Linked DNA regions of Homo sapiens: region 1 is linked to region 2. Evidence: chromatin loops called from intact Hi-C (ENCODE). Cell type or tissue: IMR-90. All regions are shown on one strand. Each heading gives the region's core, and the rest is flanking DNA. Links, peaks and the distances in the headings are about the cores only. Region 1 overlaps ANO4 (anoctamin 4). Region 2 overlaps UTP20 (UTP20 small subunit processome component).

The links. A loop is a pair of places that touch in the nucleus more often than their neighbours do. Peaks named below come from ENCODE experiments on the same cell type or tissue, not always from the same donor. Only the 100,000 strongest peaks of a DNase experiment are listed, where the experiment ranks them.
Region 1: it touches region 2 in a loop (2.1-fold over the local background); 6 of 110 quality-filtered maps call a loop at or near these places.

The regions. Positions count from the first base shown.
Region 1 is chr12:100,913,410-100,925,637 of GRCh38, reverse strand. ANO4 (anoctamin 4) reads right to left here. Exons shown (of 28, transcript NM_001286615.2): 3 at 3,308-3,412. Among named protein-coding and RNA genes, the nearest start is that of ANO4, 120 kb to the right of the region's middle. In IMR-90, for the core only: no CTCF peak of the experiment used is centred there; a DNase peak (open chromatin) is centred at 6,327.
Region 2 is chr12:101,292,705-101,304,932 of GRCh38, reverse strand. UTP20 (UTP20 small subunit processome component) reads right to left here. Exons shown (of 62, transcript NM_014503.3): 11 at 11,688-11,765; 12 at 9,275-9,453; 13 at 5,096-5,251; 14 at 4,872-4,960; 15 at 2,380-2,485. Among named protein-coding and RNA genes, the nearest start is that of UTP20, 19 kb to the right of the region's middle. RefSeq lists an enhancer at 4,422-5,621. In IMR-90, for the core only: no CTCF peak of the experiment used is centred there; a DNase peak (open chromatin) is centred at 6,302.

The sequences.
Region 1 (12,228 bases), core at 2,872-10,871, 380 kb after region 2:
TTTAAGTTCTGGGGTACATGTGCAGAACGTGCAGGTTTGTTACATAGGTATACACGTGCCATGGTGGTTTGCTGCACCTATCAACCCGTCATCTACATTAGGTATTTCTCCTAATGCTATCCCTCCTCTAGCCCCCCACCCCCCGACAGGACATGGATGACACTGGAAACCATCATTTTCAGCAAACTAACACAAGAACAGAAAACCAAACACCGCATGTTCTCACTTATAAGTGGGAGTTGAACAATGAGAACATATGGACACAGGGAGGGGAACATCACACACTGGGGCCAGTCGCAGAACTCCATATTCTTTACACACTTAACGATGGTCTCGCAAAGCTTTCCAGAAACGATAATCTAAGCTACAGTCCCTTAAAGTACCAAGCTACCTATTTTTATGCTTGGAGATTTCCATGAACTGGCTAAAAATTTCGATCATATTTGGAACCTAAATAGAGACTGAATGGCCCAAAATCTTTCCTTCCAGAAATGACCCAGCCTGTGTGGGCAGCTTCTCAAATCTAATTAGCACAAAACTTGTTTGCAACAAGAAAATAAATTAGTTCCAAAGCAATAGAAAATGCATAAACTTATAAAGGGCTGGATTTGCATTTTAAAGTCAAGTAACATTTCCTTTTTCTTCTGTTAAGTACTCATAAATTTATACTCCTCTACCTGTTCATAGAAAGATCACCCTTCTAAACTACAGAACAGTTAACATCAGATACACACGTCTTTACTAAGATCTGGTAATAAAAATTACTATAAAAATAGTACCTTACTAACCTTTAGTTCATTCTGATGCAAGTTCATTCTAGCCCCCACTCCTTAAATTTAAGTTCACCTCTAGCACTTGCATGGAAGCCAACTTTTATCATTTATTGAAAAAAAATTTGAACTCTTTGAGCACTGTACAACCTATCATCTTTCAAATCAAGTGAAGTAATTACATAATTTTATAACTTTCCATGAAAAGTTATTTTCTCTCCAATGTCTAATAATCTGATTTTTATTCTCTTGTGGAAATTTTTTCTCTTTTATTCATTAATGTAATATAAAGGGATTGTTCAACCGGAATAAATAGCTGATCCCCTTATATTCTCTGCTAAAAACATTTCTTTTAAAAGTAGCCTAATCTTCAGTTTCAGGATCCTTCACCTCAATGTGTTTAAATCCTGTACTGAGCACATTCATGAAGGAATTAAATGAAGGAACAAACAGCCATCATTGCAGTCTGGTCTCCATTATTATCATCTTCCCCTGTCATTTAATTTCTTCCACCCTCAGTTGTTCCATCTGTAAGGTGGAGGTAATAACTATCTCATAAGGTCAAGAGGACGGTATAATGATAAATGGGGATAACTAAAAAGCATAAAATTATTCATAAGAAAGTTAACAAGAAAATGCAATGTCCCTAGGCATGGGCAAGGACTTCATGACTAAAACATCAAAAGCAATGGCAACAAACGCCAAAATTGACAAATGGGATCTAATTAAACTAAAGAGCTTCTGCACAGCAAAAGAAACTACCATCAGAGTGAATAAGCAACCTACAGAATGGGACAAAATTTTCACAATCTACCCATCTGACAAAGGGCTAATATCCAGAATCTACAAAGAACTCAGATAAATTTACAAGAAAAAAAACAAACAACCCCATCAAAAAGTGGGCAAAGGATATGAACAGACACTTCTCAAAAGAAGACATTTATACAGCCAACAGACACATGAAAAAATGCTCATCATCACTGGCCATCAGAGAAATGCAAATCAAAACCACCATGAGATACCATCTAACACAAGTTAGAATGGCGATCATTAAAAAGCCAGGAAACAACAGATGCTGGAGAGGATGTGAAGAAATAGGAATGCTTTTACACTGTTGGTGGGAGTGTAAATTAGTTCAACAATTGTGGAAGACAGTGTAGTGATTCCTCAAGGAGGTAGAACTAGAAATACCATTTGACCCAGCAATCCCATTACTGAGCATATACCCAAAGGATTATAAATCATGCTACTATAAAGACACATGCACACGTATGTTTATTGCGGCACTATTCACAATAGCAAAGACTTGGAACCAACCCAAATGTCCATCAATGATAGACTGGATTTAAAAAATGTGGCACATATACACCATGGAATACTATGCAGCCATAAAAAAGGATGAGTTCATGTTCTTTGCAGGGGCATGGATGAAGCTGGAAACCATCACTCTCAGCAAATGATCACAAGGATAGAAAACCAAACACCGCATGTTCTCACTCATAGGTGGGAAATGAACAATGAGATGATTTGGACACAGGGCAGGGAACATCACACACCAGGGCCTGTCGTAGGGTGGGGGGCTGGGGGAGGGATAGCATTAGGAGACATATCTAATATAAATGACGAGTTGATGGGTGCAGCAAACCAACATGGCACATGTATACCTATGTATCAAACCTGTACGTTGTTCACACGTACCCTAGAACTTAAAGTATAATAATAAAAAAAGAAAAGAAAATGCAATGTCCCAAAACTAGAAGTAAGAAAAAATTGCAATGGTTGTTTATACAATGTTCTTCACATCAAAATCCCTCAAATCCAACATGAGATAAATTATTCGATATTAAGAGGAGCTTCATCATCTAGAATTAGAGCTCTGATAATGAAATATCAATGGTAATGACTTAGTATGAGACACCGCATCACCCATCCTCAATGCTAAATATTTAACTTGAGTAAATGTGTTGATTCTGATAAAATTCTGAGTGAAAGCTATAAAACAGAAATAAAATACTCGAAGAAGAGCAAACCTTGATTACTCAAAATGCTTAGAAAATGAGGGTTCACTTCTGGCATGCAGTCCATCATCAATGACTCCAGATACTCATTTTGGAGAAGAAGTTCCTGATTTCACCTTGCTCCACTAACATTTCCCTCTTATTACTTCCATTTGAGCAGAGGAATTGTATTTTGTTTTCTTAAAGGTTTTTCTTTGATTATGATTAATCAAGAAATCTAAAAATTTACAATACTCCAAGGTTTACTAAATATTATTACATGAAATACAATATACAGAATTGATCATTCCGTTATAGCTTTTTCAAAAATTCCACTATTATGTGATTTAATCTCACAAATTAAACCTCTTTCACTATCTCTTCTAGTTTCAAAATTATTTTGCACAGTATCTCTTTCAAGACATCATTTTGTTAATATTTTTTAAAGCTTGACATCTAAGGTTTCTAGTTTATTACCCCTCCCAAGTATTATAATAGCTTCTTCTCTCACGGCGAATTTAAAATTTGAGTGAAACTTACTTTCTTGTATTGCATTAAGAATCTCTGAAAAGTCCACATCACTCTTTGGCCCGTCAGGTAGTATTTGCATATCCAGCTGGTAGCCTTGCAAATCCACACCTCCTTCTAGAGAAATGAAAGATATTCATGGAGTTTGCACTGGTTATCAGAGAGTCTGTCATTAGGGTCCCAAGGAGAAGCTATGTCAAAATCCAAAGTGAATGGCTAGCTGGTTTGCCAATGATCCTCCTTCTTAGACAAAGGACTTAAGAAAAAAAAAAAAAGGAACATATACAAGCCATTTGCATTTTATGGGACCAAAAAGGTTCACTTGTATTTCCAATGCAAAATAAGGCAACTACTTTTTTATAAGGAAACACACTTCATAGTATTTACTGATAATTCCCTACGTAAAAAATATAACATAGCCTCTACCTAAGGATATTTAAAATTATTTTCAGCTTCCACATGGATTAAATGTGACATTAACACAAACACTTTATGATATCATCTTCTTCTTATAATAATTCATTCTTAAGGATGGATTTAATATTCTTGATATTACGGAAACAAGGTATTAATACTTAGGTCCCTCATAATTAGACCTCCCCGATTCATCATTTATTTTTCAACTGTATCCGAATTTGAAAATTTATTCTATGAAGTAATTAAGCCTCTTGTTCTAGGTTTGTCTGATGTATTTTTGGCATGTTCTAAAGAAAGAAAGTTTTTATGCTGCTCCATACACCTATAGAACATTTAAGGAAGTCAAAGAAACCAAGGTATCAAAAAGTAGCTTTATCACGAACAATAAACCTTCCAAACCTTCTAAAAGCTTCTTAAAGTAATCAGTAAGAACGTCTCCGATTTGAGGAGTCTGCCAGGGCTAAAAAGCCAATGCTAAAATAAACAGCCTGATGCATAAAATGGAACATGCCCTAGCTTCCAGTATTTTGTAGAAATTCTGTAGAAATCTCATAAGCTTAGGAGGTATACTCAGCCTTATACAAAATTTCGGTTACGTTCCTAAAGCTCAAGAATAAGATAACTCATAGCCTCACAGGAACGCTTATTCTAGGAGTAAAACACCTGAAGGTAACTTAATATTCTATTATATTTAATAGAAAATAAGCCTTGGGAGGGCAGGGACTTTGCCTGCATGCTATAACCCAAGCACTTAGAACAGGAGCTGGCATGAAGTAGATTCTCAACAAAGTAGATTCTCAGGCTGAATGAATGAATGAGGCTATGCAGTAATTATAAAACCAAAACAACAGAGCTAAGAGCAAAGCTACAAGCTCAGATTCTGGAGTCTGAGAGACCAACGTTGAAATTCTTATTAGATAATGCTGAACCTCTCTAAATTTTAGTTTCCTCCTTTGTGAAATAGGGATGATGATAACAGACTCACAGAGCAGCCACTAGGATTAAATGAGATAATGCACAAAAACCTTAGTTGTCACGTAGTCAGCACTCAGTAAATAGCAGCTACAGGTATTACTATGATCATCCATAATAATTTATTAAAGCAACACTGGCATTTATATAGAGACAGACTAGGTATTGAACAATGTGAATAACGAAAAGGAAGTCCTAAGTCCTTTCCTTGAGACCCCAGGTATGCATTTCGGTCACTGTCAAGAACTGCTATTTAACATTCCAGCCACAGCAGTGAACTTTTCAGATGCACTAATGCAGCTGCCTCATTGCAAAGTCTGAAGCTACTTATGAGAGTTTCTTAGACAGGACAGACAAAGACGCCTTCCTGCTGGTCCAGAATTAAAATGGGTTATTTGCTTTTTTCTTCCATGGCCAGTTACTTCTAATGGGTAAAGAAAAGTTCTGATGCTTTTCAATCTCAACTAAGGCTAGTCAGCTTTGTTCTATTTGATGGCCAAAGACCTCATAATTACAACAATGACAGAAAAATAACAAAAATATTCAATTATCAGCCTGGCTCTGGGCTATGTACTTTATGATATCATTTAGGCTTTAATCTTGAAAAGAAGGTGCGATGCAATGGAGTAATTTGCCCAAAGTCACACAGCTATTGAGGTGTAAATATGTAATCACAATCCATGCTCTTCACTAGTCTTTAAAATCACCCATATCCAAGCAGTCACAAACACAGGCTATTGGAGATAAGAGAACTGGATTTGCCAAATAAATCCAACATAACCCAGTAAAATGATCCTGTGTTCTAATACTTCAGATCAAGACAAAACACATTACATAAGCTAAAAAACAAGTGACTTCCTAAATAGACTAATAAATAGAAGCCCAATTTATTTATTTGTTATTTGTCATAAGCAGGGGCTCATAAACTCAGGTAGAAGTAGCTATGACTACTAGATAACTAGAATTTTTAATAACAAAGATTCCAAAAACCTTTAATAATTTTTTTAAATGTGAGAGGGCAGTATAGAAGTATAAGACACAAAAGAAGCACCATAAAGGAAGCATACAGGCCATTAAATTCTGTCTTCAAAGAATACTTAATGATGTGGGAAAATGCTCGTTTATAATGAAAAGGTGAGGAAAACCAATACAAGAATATAGACAGATAGATTAGATAGATAGATAGATAGATAGATAGATAGATAGATAGATAGATACATACATACACACATACATACATACATACATACACACACACACACACACACACACACACACACACAGAGACATGTCCCAAGTACAGTCATGTCTCACTTAAGGATGGGATACTTTCTGAGAAATGCATTGGTAGATATCATCATTGTGCAAAGATCATACAGTGTACTTACACAAACATAGTTGGTATAGCCTACCACACACCTAGGTTACATGGTGCAGCCTATTGCTCCTAAGCTACAAACCTGTACAGCATGTTACTGCACTGAATACTGTAGTAACTGTAATACAATGGTATTTGAATACCTAAACAAAGAAAGGGTACAGTAAAAATCGAGTATAAAAGATAAAAAATGGTCTCTCTGTATAGGGCATTTACCATGAATGGAGCTTGCAGGAATGAAAGTTGCTCTGAATGAGTCATTGAGTGGTGAGTGAATGTGAAGGCCTAAAATACTATTGCACATTGGTAGACTTTATAAACACTGTATACTTACGCCACATTAAATTTATTTAAAAATGTTTCTTTCTTCAATAATAAATTTATCTTATGGTAAGTTTTTACTTTGTAACCTTTTAGATTTTTTTTAACTTTTGACTGTTTTGTGATAACACTAAGCCTAAAACAAAAACACATTTTATAGCTCCATAAAAATATTTTCTTTCTTTATATCCATATTCTATAAGCATTTTTCTATGTTTTAAATTTAAAAACTTTTTTAAAACTTTTTTTGTAAAAAATGAGGATACAAACACACACATTAGCCTAGGCCTATACAAGGTCAGGATTATCAATGTCACTTATTCCACTGGAAGGTCTTAGGGGCAATAACATGAATGGAGCTCTCACCTCCCATGATATAAATGCTCTCTTCTGGAATACCTCCTAAAAGACCTGCCTGAGGCTATCTTAAAGTTAACTTTTTTTTTTAATCAGTAAAAGGAGTAAACTTTAAAACAACAATAAAAGGTAGAGTATATAAGCCAGTAACATAGTAGTTTAATTGTCAAGTATTATATACTGTAAATAACTGTATGTGCTATATTTTTATACAACTGGCAGCACAGTAGGTTTGTTTACACCGGCATCACCACAAACACGTGAGTAATGTATTGCACTATGACATTACAACACCTGCAACATCACTAGGCGATAGGAATTTTTCAGCTCCATTATAATCTTAATGGGACCACCATGGTTTATGTGGTCCATCACTGATGAAAAAGTCATCATGCGGTGCATGACTGCATATTAAAAAACATACCCATTTATATGACTAGAAAAATATAACAGGAAGAAAATACTCAAAATAGGTACAGAAGTTATCCCTCAGCTGTGAAATGATGGGTAGATTTTGTTTTATACTTTATCTTTTTTATGTTTTTCACAATAAGAATAAAAATATTTTTTTGAGAGAAAGTCTCACTTTGCCACCTAGGCTGGAGTGCAGTGGTGCGAACACAGCTTACTGCAACCTCAACCTCCTAGGCTCAAGCAATTCTCCCACCTCACCTCTCAAGTAGCCAAGGGCTACAGGTGCGCACCACCATGCCTGGCTAATTTGTGTATTTTGTATAGAGAAAGGGTATTTCCATGTTTCACAGGCTGATTTTAAACTCTTGACCACAAGTGATCTGCCTGCCTCAGCCTTCCAAAGTGCTGGGATTATAGGCGTGAGCCATTGCAACTGCCCTTAGCACAAAACACTTTTATAACTTTAAAGACATGTAAAAATTCAAGAGTGGGATTGTGGAGATTAATAATTATTTGGAGTTCAGGATTTAAGACTGAAAATAAAGACTGCAGATATTAAACCATAGATGTGAAATATCCAATTTAATATAACAGATTTTCTAAATTCATGTAATTTTTTAAAATGTATAAACCAAACAGCTTCAAAATGCAACATTCTCTTCATGCTAAACATTATGATCACACATAGAGTCCCCCAAATATAAGATATTTTTCTGTCTCTGCTCTAGAAGAAATACAGAATACTCTTTCATAGAGTATAATGTAATGGTCTGGAACTTCTGACAATAAGCCGTTCATTAAGTCTAACACTACAAAGGAGAGGGAGCTGTAAAACAAGGACTTTTGTAAGCTTTCCTAAATGGAGAGTGATCAGTGTACCAATGAATCTTCAAAGATGACAATCTCCACCTTTAACTTATAGTGCCCAAGTGAGAGAGATTAAATGACTTCAATGTAAAAAATGTACTATGCCTACTTCGTACTACTGATTTTATTTATTTATTGTTATTCATATAGCTTTTTGTTATAATTTCTAAAAACCTAAGAATCTGAGTTCTTTGCCATAGCCACAGATATCTTGGCCTTTGGATCAGAACACAAAGACTTGAAAAACTAGGCAAGATGGTAAAGATACTATAGATTCAAACTGAAGATTCTTTAAAATACAGCCCCACTGGGCATCAGTAATTAACATGCAATTAAGTACAATCCTAAGGAAACTAAACAAATAAATTAAAGAGGGAAGCTAAGAAGATCCCTAAATATGTGGAAACACATTGACCAATTAAAAAAAAATCAAGAATAGCTACAAAATCCATGTGATCTCCATTTTGTCTTTAAGTTTCCCCACATTTTATGGACAGAAGTTATACTCAATACTTAATTGTGATTCTGTAACTTTGGTAACAGCATTTACATTTAATAAAAAGTCTTTAGCTGGACAAGCAATATTTTTAAAATTCATTCTGTACCTAGCTTACAGCTAGGCTTTTTTTTTTTTTTAAGACAGTCACACTCTGTCACCCAGACTGGAGTTCAATGATGCAATCGCAGCTCACTGCAGCCTCAACTTCCAGGGCATCAAAGCACTTTTATACAAGAGAAACAGCAACAAAAAAATGAGTTTCAAACATAAGTTTCTTGATTAGCAAATATGTCAATGCCTTCCCATCCATTCTTTGTCCATAGAAATCCCTTCTTGCTTTCAAGGCCCACCTAGAATTCTCTGCTTCAGGAAGCATTTCTTGATCCTGATAAGTAAAAACCATTTTTCTATCCACTGAACTCACATAGCTCTTTATATTTTGTCTTTTCTATAGTATATGTTTTCTATGAAAAATGAGTCAGAGTACCTAGCACAGTATGAAGCAGACAAAGAAAATGTTTAAGTTCCTAGTTTTTCCATATCTAGATTTCTTCCTCATTGAGAGCACCTTCAACTAGACAGTAACACATTGAAGCCTGGGATCAAACTGTATCCCCCTTTTATCTCCTATAAAACCTAGAACAAGGCCTTGAACATATTAGATGCTCAGTTAATGCTCTTTCACTGCAATTTCACATTATGAATAACAATAATGAATATAAACTAAGAAGACGCTCTGATTTTTTTTTAGTCTACAATTTAAAGCATCTTGATAGGTTATCAGTAGATTACTGTGAAAGACATATTATAGATCATAACTTTTTGATTTTTAGTAAAATCTTGTTAAATTTTATCAAATAATAAACAAAATATCAAAGTACCAAAGGGCTTACAATAAAAATCAATAGCTACCCTTTTTGCAATCTCTGTCCTCTTCCTCAGTGGAAAAAGGACTTTTAAGAGTCTCTGTTGGATCCTTCTATGTGTGTGTCCCATTGTTTCATGATTTTCCAATTTTATATACTATATATGGTTTTTCTGCTGTGACACATAACAATGTAAAAGTTACATTACTACCACTTTCCACTTGCCCTCCACTCACTCACCAAATCACTATTCTTAGTAATTTCATTAGATTGCCTTAGTTTAGTTACTTTAAATAAATCACTTAAAATTCCTTTCCTTGTTCAATCAATTATAGACATATGTCATATATGTAAATTAACACAAGTGATTGAAAAAGGAGATACTGGCACTAAACTAACCTGGATTTGAATGCTACTTTTATGTGACCTTGACTCATTAAATAATAATAAGCCTTATCTTTCTCATTGAAAAAATGGGAAACTAAAATTTTTTGGAGGCTGTAGTACAAATTATAGACATTATACATAAATAATTTGGCCCATCATGTTAGATCTAGGTGCTTCACTACAAATTTTATATATTCATTCTCTGCAAAATGAGGGCCTACTCCAGGTTTGGGGCCTAGGCTAAGTAAAAACAATTCCACTTTAAAAATCTTGTAACCTGGGACTTGGAATAGTTACTTCATATTGAAACCAAAATAAAGGAAAGCCTGACAAATCAGCTCTTACCCTCCCCATGTCACAGAAAAGATGGGGAGTGTGTAAAACAGACTTAAGAGGACAAATGATATTTTCTATGATAGCCTCATAATAACTGTTGCTAGAGCTGAGCTTCTGTCTACATTCTATTTATATTCTACAAATATTTTTATTTGGTAGTTCCTGTCCTGAGAGGTATACTTAATACAAATTCTCAAACACAGCATTTTTTATAGAATAGGTAGCAGTGATATTTCAAAACTTGAGCTACATATCTAAAATAAATCCTCACATGTAATATTTTTGGACTTAAGAGGCACCAAAGAACCCATTTTCTAAACTGGGAGTTTTGTATTGAACTCCCCATAGGTGAATTCTGTGTTCCTAAGACAGTACTGAGATGGAGAATGGTGTTAAGAAAGAAGGGAAGGCTGGGTGTGGTGGCTCACACCTGTAACCCCAGAGCTGCAGGAGGCTGAGCCAGGAGGACTGCTTGAGACCAGAAGTTCAAGACCTACCTGAGCAATATAGCAAGACCTCCATCTCTAAAAAAAAATATAAAATAAAATTAGCTGGGCATATTGGTGCATACCTGTAATCACGTCTACTTGGGAGACTAAAGCGGAAGGATCACTTGAGCCCAGGAGTTTGAGGCTGAAGTGAGCTATGATCATGCCACTGCACTCCAGCCTGGGCAACAGAGTCCTTGTATCTTAAAAAAATAAAAATAAAAAAGAAGGGAGGGAGGTCCATTCTGTCTTTACAGACTTTCCTGGCATCAGCCAGTGTTCAAGAAAAGTCTCTGAAGAAGAGAGAAAGGAAATGAATTCAGCTCTTCTGGAGAATATGAAATTGGAAACCATAGATTTACATGTAGGAAATGCTACTGGTTCTGAAAAAAAAAGTTCCATCTTGTTTTTTTAACATTATTTGTAGCACTTACCAAAATCCTTTTTTTGTGTGTGGCATAAACTAAAAAAGCTTCACAATAGAAGATGCTTCATACGTGCAAAAAATATTCATGTCATTTTATTAGTATTGTGTAAAACCATAAATCTTATGATGTTGTAAGTTCATTCTTTTACAGAAGAAAGCTTGGCTCATATTAGCAGGAATAAACATATTGATTCACTCACACTAGTCACTATAAGGCTAAAGCTATTCCCTCAAATGATTAATGCTGAGTAGTCCTAATGGCCAAGTTCTTTACTGGGTCCTGATGGGAGAACCACATTTGGCTAACAGCAGGCAGATATTTCTCAGGTCTAAAATGGAAATAATAATTCTACTGCATCGGCCAGTAATGGCTCTCCTTCAGCAGAATTGCTTCTATGTTTTCCAGGATTGGTAAGATCATGATCTCCTAAGTTATAATGCATCCCTGCACTAAAAGTTCCCTAGAGGGCCTGGAAGTCAGAATTGCAAAGCTTCAAATAGCAAGAAGGATTTGTGAATCACATAGGCAGAATTCTGTGGTGTCTTCCAATCTCCTAGATGCTGAGGTCTGTTGTGATGACGAGGGCTCTTGCAGATGAGGAGAAGAGACAAACTCAGGATTAGGAGGCGTTACAGAACAGAAACTGTGCAATTTTCAGCCTCACTAAATGTTGTTTACCCTTTTGTCTTGAATAAGTCTTTATACATGAAGGGCTTGAGATAAATATGAGAAGGAATATTGCCCTTGCGAAATGACAATCCTCAAAAAAGCTAGGACTCTGCCCCTCTTGTGCATCGGCCTGTCAGCTCAAACTCAGACAATCAAGCAAAATAAAAGCTCACTATTAACTGACTATCCACCATGGCTAAGGGCTTAGACTTTTAAATCTCAGCTCTACTAGTTATAGTTGTATAATCCTGAGCTAAATGGTTAAAGCATCCCGCCCTATCTTCAGCGGATACATTCCAAGACCCCCAGTGGATATCTGAAACTGTGGATAGTACTGAACCCTATATATATGCTTTTTTTCCTATACATACATACCTATGATAAAACTTAATTTCTAAATTAGGAACAATAAGAGATTGATAACAATAACTAATAACAAAATAGAACAATTATAACAATAATGATAGAGCAATTTCTGTCTTTCTCTCAGAATTCTTATTGTAACTGAAACGATGAAAAACAAAGCTATGGATA
Region 2 (12,228 bases), core at 2,331-10,330:
TGTCTGCAGGAACATCGAGGAGGCCATCTCAGCTGGAACTAACAAAGAGTGCCTGAAGATGTCAGAACTAGCCAGGAGTTAGCTCATACGGAGCCCCGAGGAACATGATGAGGATGCTGGATTTTATAGAGTGAGATGGGATACCTCTCGAGCAAGGTTTCTCTACAGTAGCACTACTGACATTTTGGGCCAGAGAACTCTTTGTGGTGGAGGGCAGTGCTGCCCACTGCAGGGGGCTCAGCAGCATCCCTGGCCTCCACCCACTAGATGCCAGTAACAGTGCTCTTTCCCCATGCTGTGACAGCTGGAAAGTCTCCAGGTTTGCTCCCAGTTGAGAAGCACTGTATTAGAGGGTGATGAGCAAAGGAGTGGCATGATCTGTCCTATACTTAGAAGCAGCAGGGCAAGAGCGGAAGAAAGGAGTTCAGACCAGGGCTTTCTTTTGAAACTTTAGTTCCTCCATCTATACTGATAACAGTACCCACACATCATGGAATTGTTGTGACACAATCAATGCAATTGTTTATTACTATTATTGCATGCATTGTATAACTTAATCTCTACAAGGTGAGATTTCTATTCCTTCCTTTTTTTCTTCACTACCCCTTTTTGAGAGATAATCAAGTTGAGGTTAACTAAGTCACCCAAGGCTACAGCTAGTAAGTGGTGGATTCAAGAGTCAAAACCAGGCAGTCTTGGCTGTGAAACCTAGGTGCTCATCAGTCTACTAGCATAGCAAAGAGAACAGAATCCTGCATCTACTCTGCAAGTTTATGCCCCTGCCCTCAAAACCAGAGCCACTCCTGTTGGACAACTCTGTGTCTCCAAGGCTTAGAGCCACCTGGCTGGGAGGCAAGCTGGCCTTCCCCAAGGGGAACATGGACCCCATTCTGTGCTATGTGTGTCTTTTGTTTCAATTTCTACAGCCACCTTCAATTGTTTATACCAAGGGTGAAAGTATGAGAAGTTTAAACAGAATGATTTTAAAAGGGAGACTATGTAATATGGTAAATGTGGTGATGTCAAAGAACTAATCCTCTCTACAGGAAGTTAATTTAAACCAATGCAATTAACCATGGAGAAATGCCAACTTCACCCAGATTTGGAAAGGCAAAGAGATTCCAGATTATTATAGTATTCCCCTACAGTCTCAACACAGCAGCCGGAGTGATTCTGTTTAGGTCAAAGTCATTCCACTGCCAAAAATCCTCCCATGGCCTCCCCTTTCATTCAGAGTAAAAGCCAAGGCCCTACGGTGACCTAAGGAGGTCTACTGCCTCCACCTCTCTGTCCTCTTCTCCTACAGCCCACTCTCGTGCTCTGCTCAGCCAAGATGACCTCTCCTTGCTGTTCAAGCCAGGCACCCACCACCCCCACAGAGCGTTGGCATTCATGTCGCCTCCAGGTCTGGAACCCAGGGAGCAGCCCAGACCGCAGGTATCCTCATGGCTTACGTCCCTCACTGCTTTCCGCCTTCTGCTTAAGTGTCTCCTCCTCAGTAAGTTCACCTTGATTTAAAACTGCTACCGCTCCCCTCACCTCTGGACTCTCCCTATCTCCTGACCCTGCTTTGTTTTTCTTCACAGCACTTAGCACCTCCTAACACGCTATATAGTTTACTTTTTATTCTGTTTAGTGCCTCTTCTGGCTAGAGCATTAGCTACAAGAAGGCAGGGAATTTTGTCTGTTTTATTCACTATGTTTCACAGTGCCTGGAACAGGGCTTGGCATGTGAGAAAAGCAAATGATTACCTACTGAACAAAGTGAATGAATAAATCTTTAAAACACTTGGAAATAAAATGGAGTAGACTTCAGGAAAAAGCAGCAAGGCTTGACCTTTAGAAAAGATATATTGTTGGCTCCTCTCAAATGGCTCTGTGCTGCTATCAAAATCAAAGGCTGGCTAAACTATACTTAAAAAGCAAACAAAGAAACCAAACCAACAAAAAAAAAGAAACTGGATTGTTTCAGTGTGTAGTAAAAAGACCACAGGGAAGTTTTCTGAAATGCTGATCACCTCAAGTTGAGGCCGAACAAGAGTGGGAATGTGCATGTTGGAACCACTAAAGAAGTTATAAAAGGTCAACATCATGCCACGTTACAGTTGGGAATGATCAGCATTACAAACCCTTCAAACTTTACGACATTAATCTACACACGCAATAAAACACCCTTTACAAAGATGAATCTGTATTTAAAGACTGTGTCAAATGTACTTATTTTAACTGGAGGATCTAAATCAATATTAAATTTCACTACGTGAATACAACTCAGGTATAAAATAGATCAAAGGGATTTTCTTTGTGTCCAAGATTTCACAACAATAGAGGCTTTTATATTTTATTCATTACTAAACCAACTGGAAGATGTTTACTTACAATACTAAATTCTTCACACGTTCCACAGGAACCAAATGAAGAAGTTCAGAAGATTCTTCCAAACTTAGTAGAGTATTTACAGCTTGACAAAGAACAAATAAGTTTCCTAAGGGCAGAAAAACAGGAGAAACCACATTACTTATTTCTTTGACATTATTAACTATCAAACACCTTATTTATTGAATACTTGCTACTTATGGGAAGTTCTTAAAGTGAATTTATGCCTTCCAAAGAATTGTCTGTCAAACATCCAAATATAACAGAAAGAAACAGAAAAGAGAAGTTTCCAAGTCCTATATTTTACCTTTCTTAAGAAAAATACAGGCTGGTCATGGTGGCTCATACCTGTAATCCCAGCACTTTGGGGGTGCTGAGGTGGGAGGACCACTTGAGGCCAGGAGTTCAACACTAGCCTGGGCCACACAGTGAGACTTCATCTCTATAAAAGATTAAAAATTAGCTGGGCATGGTGGTTCACACCTGTAGTCCCAACTACTCAGGAGGCTGAGATGGGAGGATTGCTTCAGCCTGGGATGTCAAGGCTGCATGCAGTAAGCCATGATCGTGCCACTGCCCTCCAGCCTGGGTGACAGAGCAAGACAGTCTCAAAATAAATAAATAAATAAATAAATACTCAGAAGTAGAGAATAAAAATGTGTATGTTCCATTAACCAAAATGAGTACCAAGTATAATGGTCCCACTCACTGATGTTATCAAAACTAGTACTTTTGAGGAGTGCAGGCTTGGATTTATCAATAGCTAAGAAATTATCTTGGTATAAAACTTGTTGATTTTATTTTTCAAGTTTATAAGAAGTCACATATTCAATGGCTACTACCCATAATACATTCAATTAATGATATTATTTATTTATTTATTTATTTTGAGACAGAATCTTGCTCCATCGCTCAGGCTGGAGTGCAGTGGTGTGATCTCGGCTCACTGCAACCTCCACTTCCCAGGTTCAAGTGATTCTCCTGCCTCAGCCTCCCCAGTAGCTGGGATTACAGGCATGTGCTATCATACCCAGCTAATTTTTGTATTTTTAGTAGAGATGGGGTTTCCCCGTGTTGGCCAGGCTGGTCTCAAACTCCTGACCTCAGGTGATCCACTCACTTCGGCCTCGCAAAGTGCTGGGATTACCGGCATGAGCCACCACACCCAGCCTTATTTTTTTAAATAGAGAGTCAGAGTTGGGCGGGGGGGGCTCTCACTATGTGTCCCAAGCTGGTCTTGAACTCCTGGCCTCAAGTGATCCTCCCGCCTCAGCCTCCCAAAGTGCTGGGATTACAGGCCTAAGCCATGATATCCAACATAATTAATGATATTAATTAAACACTCATTTAGTCTCTGGCCCAGAGGTCAGCAAACTATGTCTCTAGCCCAGAGGTCAGCAAACTATATGGTCTGCAAGTCAGATCTGGTAAGCAGCCTGTTTCTATATGGACTGCAAGCTAAAAATGTTTTTTACATTTTGAAGGGGTTGTTTAAAAAAATATATATATGTATGTGTGTATATATACATATATATGCCACAAAGACTGAATGTGGCCCATAAGACCTAAAACATTTACTGTCTGGTCCTTTACAAAAAGATTTTACCAGTCCCTGCTCTAGGCTCTAGATCAGTGCTGTATAACAGAATTTTCTACAATGGTAAAAATACTTGTCCTAATATGTCGCCACAATCCAGTACAGTAGCCACCAGTCACATATGGCTACAGAGCACTTGACATGCGGCGAGTCCACTTTATTCTCTAATACGTCTGCTTAGTATCTAACACAGAATGTAGCACATTAATATTTAAGTGAATGAATGACCACTATATACACGTGATTTTTAAAAAATTTTGCATTAGAATAAAACAAAATATTAAATAACTGCTTTTGAATTGCCGTTTGCAGACTAGTGGGGGAGACATATAAATATCTAATAGGAAATGGTGTTTTGGGCAGGGCAGTCTAATTCTGCCTAAAGAGTCATAAAGGCCTTCCTAGAGGTGTTGTGCCTGAGCTGAGTTTTGGAAGATAAGCAAGAGTTCACTGAATGACAAAGACCTAGAAGGGTCTCCATGCAGAGGAAACACATGGGCAAAGGCAGCCATACAGTTGTAAAAGTTGCAAAAGAATGTGTCTTTCTCATGGTAAGCAAATGGATTTGCTTGGAGCATAAGGTGTATACTAGGAGTCAGATGTACGTGGGAGATGAAAAAGAGGACCTGGTATGGGGCTCAAAAACAAATGGCCTTCTAAGCCATGGCATCCTTTTGATATGTCCCCTTCCTTATGCTCAAGCCACCGTGACCCAGTCACCACATTATGTGGTACAAGTGAGACATGCCCATCATATCCTCATTTCTTCCAGATTTATCATCCAGGGGGTTATGCCAGAACACAATGTAAGTATTATTCTCTAATAGCTCATGTGTTTACAATTACTTTGAGTGTGCCAGAAAAGAAGAGAAGAGAACACATGATGATTGTAACTGACCTTTCCCAAAGCTTCCTTTGTCAACAGTCATGAAGAGTGCCTCTATGAAGCCGGTGACGAGTGGTATCACCTTCTCTTTCTCAAGAGGTCTGTCCAAGGGGGAGAAAAAGGGAAAAGTTCAAACTGGCATTCAATGGTTTGTTTCAGAGAACAGCAAGGAATGGCTAACATATTTTAATCAGCATGTTATCTCTTTCAAAATTAAACATAGCTTATTTTCTTACCTAATATGAGGTAACACCACGAGGGCTGCCCAAGATTGTGAAAGGTAAGTAGTATCTTTATTTGGGGGTAACTTAATTATAGATAAAAGATGGTCCAATACTGGAAACTGTTCGTTTCTTCCCTTGGATCTAGTCTTCTTCTGCTTTATATAGAATCTGAAGGATTAAAAAAAATGTTTAAAATAACAGAGAATGTAATCGCTCTTGCCCTCTGAAGTCTGAAATAAAATTGGATTCTTACCATTGTGGAGCATTAGAGGGAAGGAATTGGTGGTGGTGGTTGAGCTAAACAAATGTGAGTCATTTACTGAGTTTTCAGTGAGAAGCTTTTTCAACTCCACTGGCTCTACTTCCTTTCACTTCTATTTTAATTTGCTTTATAACTTAAACCAAGTTTCTTCTAGTTTTAAGTATGATTTCTCAATTTTGTGCTCCTGGGCATGTTTTTGATTGACAATTCACTGGAATGAACTGACTTCCTCCATTCTCCCTTTCCTTTTTGACATGAATTTTACTACTTTCCACAAATGTAGAATGATGTTGCAAAGTTACTGTGATGAAGTTGACGAATACCACTAAAATGATTATGACATATAAGTAATTTTCTCCTGCTGCTTTGATCAGATACACAGTTGCTCAATGACATTTTTCGACATGACATTCTGTTTTGAATATCTGTGACTCTGGTCACAGATTAGATAGAGGCTAACTATTCTTGTTAGCCTCTTTTTATTTTTGCCAATGTACTACACCTCGGTCCTATTTGAAAGACAAAAATCTAATCAAAAGAAAAATCACAGAAATCTTAAGTTAAATGATCTGTTTTACAATTATCCTCCAACTCCAGTTTGGTTAGCTTGTTATGCAATAGAAGTGGAATATCAGGTTTTTACTCTTGCACCCTTTTTATCATTAAAATTCACCAAAAAATGGTCAGGTAGGGGAAGGAAGGAAAAAAAAAAACAAAAACAAAGAAAAAAAATTCTCCAAAAAGCTACATTCTCTTTTGTTTCATACTTACCAGGATGTTTAGTGTCTGGAAATCATGATAGATAACTAAGTTAATTTAATTATCAATTCCTTAAAGTCACCACATCTTGATATATATAGTCTTTTTAGTAATAATCATGACTCAACAATCTGCAAAAATCTTACAAAATACTAAGATGCTTTAAAAAACAAAAATGAGTCATTAGTTGCCACGTCATTCCCGTTTTCTAGACCTGCCAATGGCTCCACCAATGAAGTCCATACTCCTTAAGTCATCCTGTAAGGCCCTCTGTGATTTGACCCTCACCCACCTCCATCTCCTCTCACCCCAATCTCCTCCTTGCTCTTTACCCACAGAGGTTTTCTTTCTGTACTTCAAACATGCTGAGCTTATTCCTGTCCCAGAGTCTTTGCAGTTAACTTTTCCTTCTGTCTGGAGAGTCTCTCACTGAGATCTTTGCAAGGCTGGATCCTTCCCAGCTTAAAATTGGACCAAACGTTCCCTCTCTGGAAAGTGACCCCTCTCCATTCAGTCTCCCTCTCAACACTGCTTTGTCTTCTTTTATCACGATCAGGATCTGAAATCATCTCGCTTATTTGCTTACCCGCCTCACCACATTCCTTTCCCCAAAAGAAGGAACTTTTTTCTTATTCTTTGTTGCACCCCAGTATCCAGTGCCTGATACCGTAAGTAGTTGTCAAACGACAGTAAGTTTATCTCCTAAAGAGTCTTTTCACATTTATTATCTTTATTTTTTCTCACAGCAAACTGGTGAGATGGGTAGATAGAGTGTTACTAGTAATATTCAAACTATGATTTTAAAATCTTCATAGAAGGAATCAAAACAAAGGTGACCATTCACACATACCATATCTCCGTTGGGGGTGGCAGAGGGGTGTTTTTGCAGAGAAAGAAACACAGAAGTGGAAGAACTTGCCATGAGTTAGCACATCGAAATTTATTTATTTAACACGTCACCCTCCTGGGAGGATCTGAGATGGCTGAGATGATGGGGTAAGAAGGTCTGACGCCCAGTCTCAGTCAGTCCCTTAGCTTCACCTCATGGAAGCCAAACAACAAAGCAGCTTCACTCTCCCTGCACAGAACTCAGTTTTGGCATGTGCAAGGAATCTGCCTGTTGGAGATGGGCTTGGGTGTTGACAAATCAAGGGAAAAGTTTCAAAGGAATAATTCTATTGGAGTTACTCACTACCCATTCCTCAGGAATCAGAATTCAATACATTTAAAAACCAACAAGATTCTGTTGGCATATTTTAATAGAGAAGCAATTTGTAAGGTATACAGAAGATATAAGTAGGTGTTAAGATGAGTTTGCTAAACACAGTGGCTCAACCTGTAACCCCAACACTTTGAGAGGCCAAGGTAGGAAGATCACTTGAGTCCAGGAGTTTGAGACCAGCCTGGGCAACATAGCGAGACCTCGTCTCTACAAAAATTAAAAAATTAGCTGGGCATGGTGGTGCGTGCCTATGGTTCCAGCTACCTGGGAGGCTCAAGTGAGAGGATAGCTTGGGCCCTGGAGATCGAGGCTGCAGTGAGCCGTGATTGTGCCACTGCACTCCGGCCTGGGTGACAGAGCAAGACCTGCTCTTAAAATAATAATAATAATAAATAAAACATTTAAAAAAGAAAATAGGTTCCTCCAGAACCTCAAGCTGATCAAACTCAAAAGCTAGCTCTGCTCTGTGACTGTGGGACAGTAACTCCCACCTCCATGGATGTTTCAAAGTCGAGTATTCAGCACAAACTCAAGGAATGCCCATCAATTCCGCCTCAAAGCAAACCAAAAACACAACAACGGGTCTAACTACTCCAAGAGAAATAAGAAGATTAAGTATAAAAACAAAGGAATGACAAGGGAACTGGTTTCCTAAGCTACAGTTTCTAGAAGCATACCCACTTAACTATTTGAGAAATGATACAATAAATCTTCTCATGTATGTAAATAAGCTTTGTTTTTAACTTCTAAACAATGTGTCATTTTGAATGAAATTAAGAAAGTAATCCATGACACTTAACAACTGAAACAATACAAAGGTATATAATTTTTATTTTTATTTTATTTTATTTTATTTTTTGAGATAGAGTCTTGCTCTGTCGCCCAGGCTGGAGTGCAGTGGCATGATTTCGGCTCACTGCAACCTCTACCTCCTGGGTTCACGCCATTCTCCTGCCTCAGCCTCCTCAGTACCTAGGACTACAGGCGCCCGCTACCACACCCACCTAATTTTTTGTATTTTTCTTTTTTTTTTTTTGAGATGAAGTCTCGCTCTGTCGTGCAGGCTGGAGGGCAGTGGCGTGATCTCGGCTCACTGCAAGCTCCACCTCCCGGGTTCACGCCATTCTCCTGCCTCAGCCTCCCGAGTAACTAGGACTACAGGCGTCCGCCACCACGCCTGGCTAATTTTTTGTATTTTTAATAGAGACAGGGTTTCACCGTGTTAGCCAGGATGGTCTCGATCTCCTGACCTCGTGATCTGCCCTCCTCGGCCTCCCAAAGTGCTGGGATTACAGGCGTGAGCCACCGCGCCTGGCCAGGAGTGTGGTTATTAAAAGGTAGCATGAGGAATCCTCGTGGTGAGGGAACAGTTCCAGATATTCACTCTGGTGGTGGTTACAAATCAACACAGGATAAAACTACATATGACTATATATCTATATAAGTATACACACTCAGATGAGTGCACATACAACTGATGATATCTGATAAGATTGATGGATTGCACCAATGTCAATTCTACAGTTGTGATATCGCAGTATGCTCATGCAAGATGTACCAATGGAGTAATCTGAGTGAAGAGTATACGAAACCTCTCTGTACTATTTCTTGCAACTGCACGTGAATCTACAATAACTTTAAAATAAATGGTTAAAAAATTAAGTCACCTCTGTCTTTCCCTTACCATCCTTCTGATTAAACAAAGTTAACAAGTTTCTGTATCCTTCCACATGTTTTTCTATGTTCATACACACTTTTTGCTTTACCTTGCAAAATGAGATCATACTATACGTACTATGTGTGTAGCTCTACAACTTGCTTTTTTCACACAACTTATCATGGACATCTTTCCTGTTACATATAGATCATTTTTTTACAGTATTCTTGATACATTACATTTAAATGGGTAAACTTATCATCATTACAGGAATAAAAAGTTAGAACTCACCCCACCATCTGCGGTGAGAAAACCAGAGGGTACTTTTCAATTGCCATCGAGCCAGCAGTGGGAGGTGCTGCTTTGTTCAGAATGAGCTTGGCCAGAATGGCCAGAGCTTCATCTTTGACTACAGCATCATCAATTAAGAAGCAATTCACAATATATGACAGAAAGCTTGGTAGAAAAAGCTAAAGTTAAGAAAAAAAAAATCACACTTATTAACAGATATAATAAAGAGAAGATGCTAACAATTCAAAAAACTAGACCAAAAACAAAGGATCAAGAATCACAATGGCATTAGACCTCTACATAGGAACAATGGAAACTAAAGACTGTGCAGCCATGTCTTAAAACTCTGAGGAAGGATGACTTAGAATCTAGAATTCTATACCCTGTCTACTAATAATGCAGTGTCAGGAGAGAATAAAGACATTTTCAGATGTATTAAATCTCAATATTTTATCTCCATGAACCCTCCCTACCCCCAGGAAATTATGAAAAATAAATTCCACCAAAATTAGAGACTAAACTATAAGAAGAAGAGAACACGGAACCCAGGAAACAAGAGAGAAGCAAAAGGAAGTCCCAGTACAACATTTGTGCACTGGGCAGAGAAAGCAATGCATTTAGACTGGACTTGCTCCAGGAGAAATGTCTCCAAGAAAGAAGAAAAAGAAAAATTGAGCTGCTAAATTATCTGACAGTTTTGTCATGTGAAGGACATTTATAAAGCTGCTGGAAGACAGACTCTTTGGCCAGCCATTCAAAGAAAACAATTTCCAGTTTTTAAAGAACGAGGCAATTATAAACTCTAAGAAAAATGAGGCCAGGTGTGGTGGCTCATGCCTGTAATCCCAACACTTTGGGAGGCCGAGGCAGGCAGATCATCTGAGGTCAGGAGTTAAGAGACCAGCCTGGCCAACATGGTAAAACCCCGTCTCTACTAAAAATACAAAAATTAGCCAGGCGTGGGGGCACATGACTGTAATCCCAGCTACTCAGGAGCCTGAAGCAGGAGAATCACTTGAACCCGGAGGGTGGAGGTTGCAGTAAGCAGAGATGGCACCACTACACTCCAGCCTGGGTGACAGAGTGAGACTATGTCTCGACAAAAAAAAAAAAAAAAGAAAAACGAGAATGTATACAAAAAGGTCATATAATCATAAAATACTCCTTGTTTATATAAGTATGTGGTGAATATGGATTCAACCAAAATTTCTAATATAATTCTATTGGGAGCATGAGAGGTATAAAGGAACTAAAGTCCATCTGCCATAGGAGGAAGTCTACACATGAGAACCAAAACTAGCAAACCAAGGTAAAGCAGTATATTCAGATGATTTAAAAGTATAAAGTAAATATAAGAAAAAAATAGCTGGCCGAGGCAGGCAGATCACAAGGTCAGGAGATCAAGACCATCCTGGCTAACATGGTGAAACCCCATCTCCACTAAAAATACAAAAAATCAGCCAGGCGTGGTGGTGGGTGCCTGTAGTCCCAGCTACTTGGGAGGCTGAGGCAGGAGAATGGCATGAACCTGGGAGGCAGAGGTTGCAGTGAGCCGAGATCATGCCACTGCACTCCAGCCTGGGCGACAGAGTGAGACTCCGTCTCTAAAAAAAAAGAAGAAAGAAAAGAAAAAAAATAGCTAAAAATCATTAGACCCGATGGCTGCTAATAAGATGGGAGCAGAAAACAAATGACTGCCATTTAACCTGGTTTGTCTTCCTAAACTACAGACGTGTAAGCAGTATTTGGATAAAAATAAGATTAAAAAAAAATAAAAAGACCAAAGGGAACACGGGAGAAAGGAAAAATGCAGTTGTTAAACAGAGCAAGATGAAGAGTCTTCCTGGGGCAGAAAGAAACAGATCTTGGACAGGTACAAAAGTGTTCTTTTTAGGCAAATGAGAATATATAGTATTAAAGGCTAAAAGGAAGAATATTGAGAGGACAGATACAGAGATATGTTTCCATGATGTATACTGTAGGGTTACTAGTTAGGAGGAGGGCCAAGTGTTTGATGAGAAGGAAGAGAAAAAAATAAAATAAATTCAGGATTAGATAAGAACATTTTCTCCCTCACTCAGTTACCTTATTTTGGAGCAATGAAATCAATTTGCAAACTTCCACCAGTGCAAATTGTTTCACAAACTATTTTCTATGCTTCAAATTCACATAAAAGTTTCTTAAACTGTTTTTTCAATTTTACCACACGGTTCTGTAACTACCTAAAGGATTATTAAAAAAACAAGTAATCTAGAATTGAATATAATTTCTTTAAAAAACATATTGACTAAAACATCAAGCACTTATCCTGTTCCTCTCAAAAAACAAACAGAAATAACAGGATTTCAAATTTGATCGTTTTTTCCTGACAGATTTGTTTTTAAAAATACTCCGAACTTAGTAACTTGCTTACCTGCTCAAACTGCTTCATGGCAAACATGACTTCAGAAAAACTGAAAATTAAACGTTTTTCAAATCTGCTCTCAAATATCTGTGACCAAGGTAAAAAATATTAATGTAAGTACACAGAGAGTATTTTCCCCATCCCCCCAGCAAGCAGCTATAGAAGGGAATGGCAGGGACACTTCACTCAGTGCTCTGTCCAGTTGCCCGGCCTTCTCCAAAGGTGCTTCCACAGATGCAAAGGGCTTCTGCTGATTACACAGGGCTCTGCCTAAAGGCTGCTCAACTCTTGCCCAGCTACAGTGAATTATGAAAGGGCAAACAGCATGATTGTATATCTTCCCTCAAAGTGTACTACTGTGCTCCATTAAGCTAGAAAGAACTTAACCAACCTTTCTATTTCCAATCCTACTTCCAAATTCACTAAAATGCAAATCTCATCAAATCATATCCCTGCTTGGAATTCTTTCAGGGTCCTCCACTAATGCAGGATAAAACCCAACCTAACTTTTCAAAGCCAAGCCAGAGCTTTGCTGATATCATGTCATATC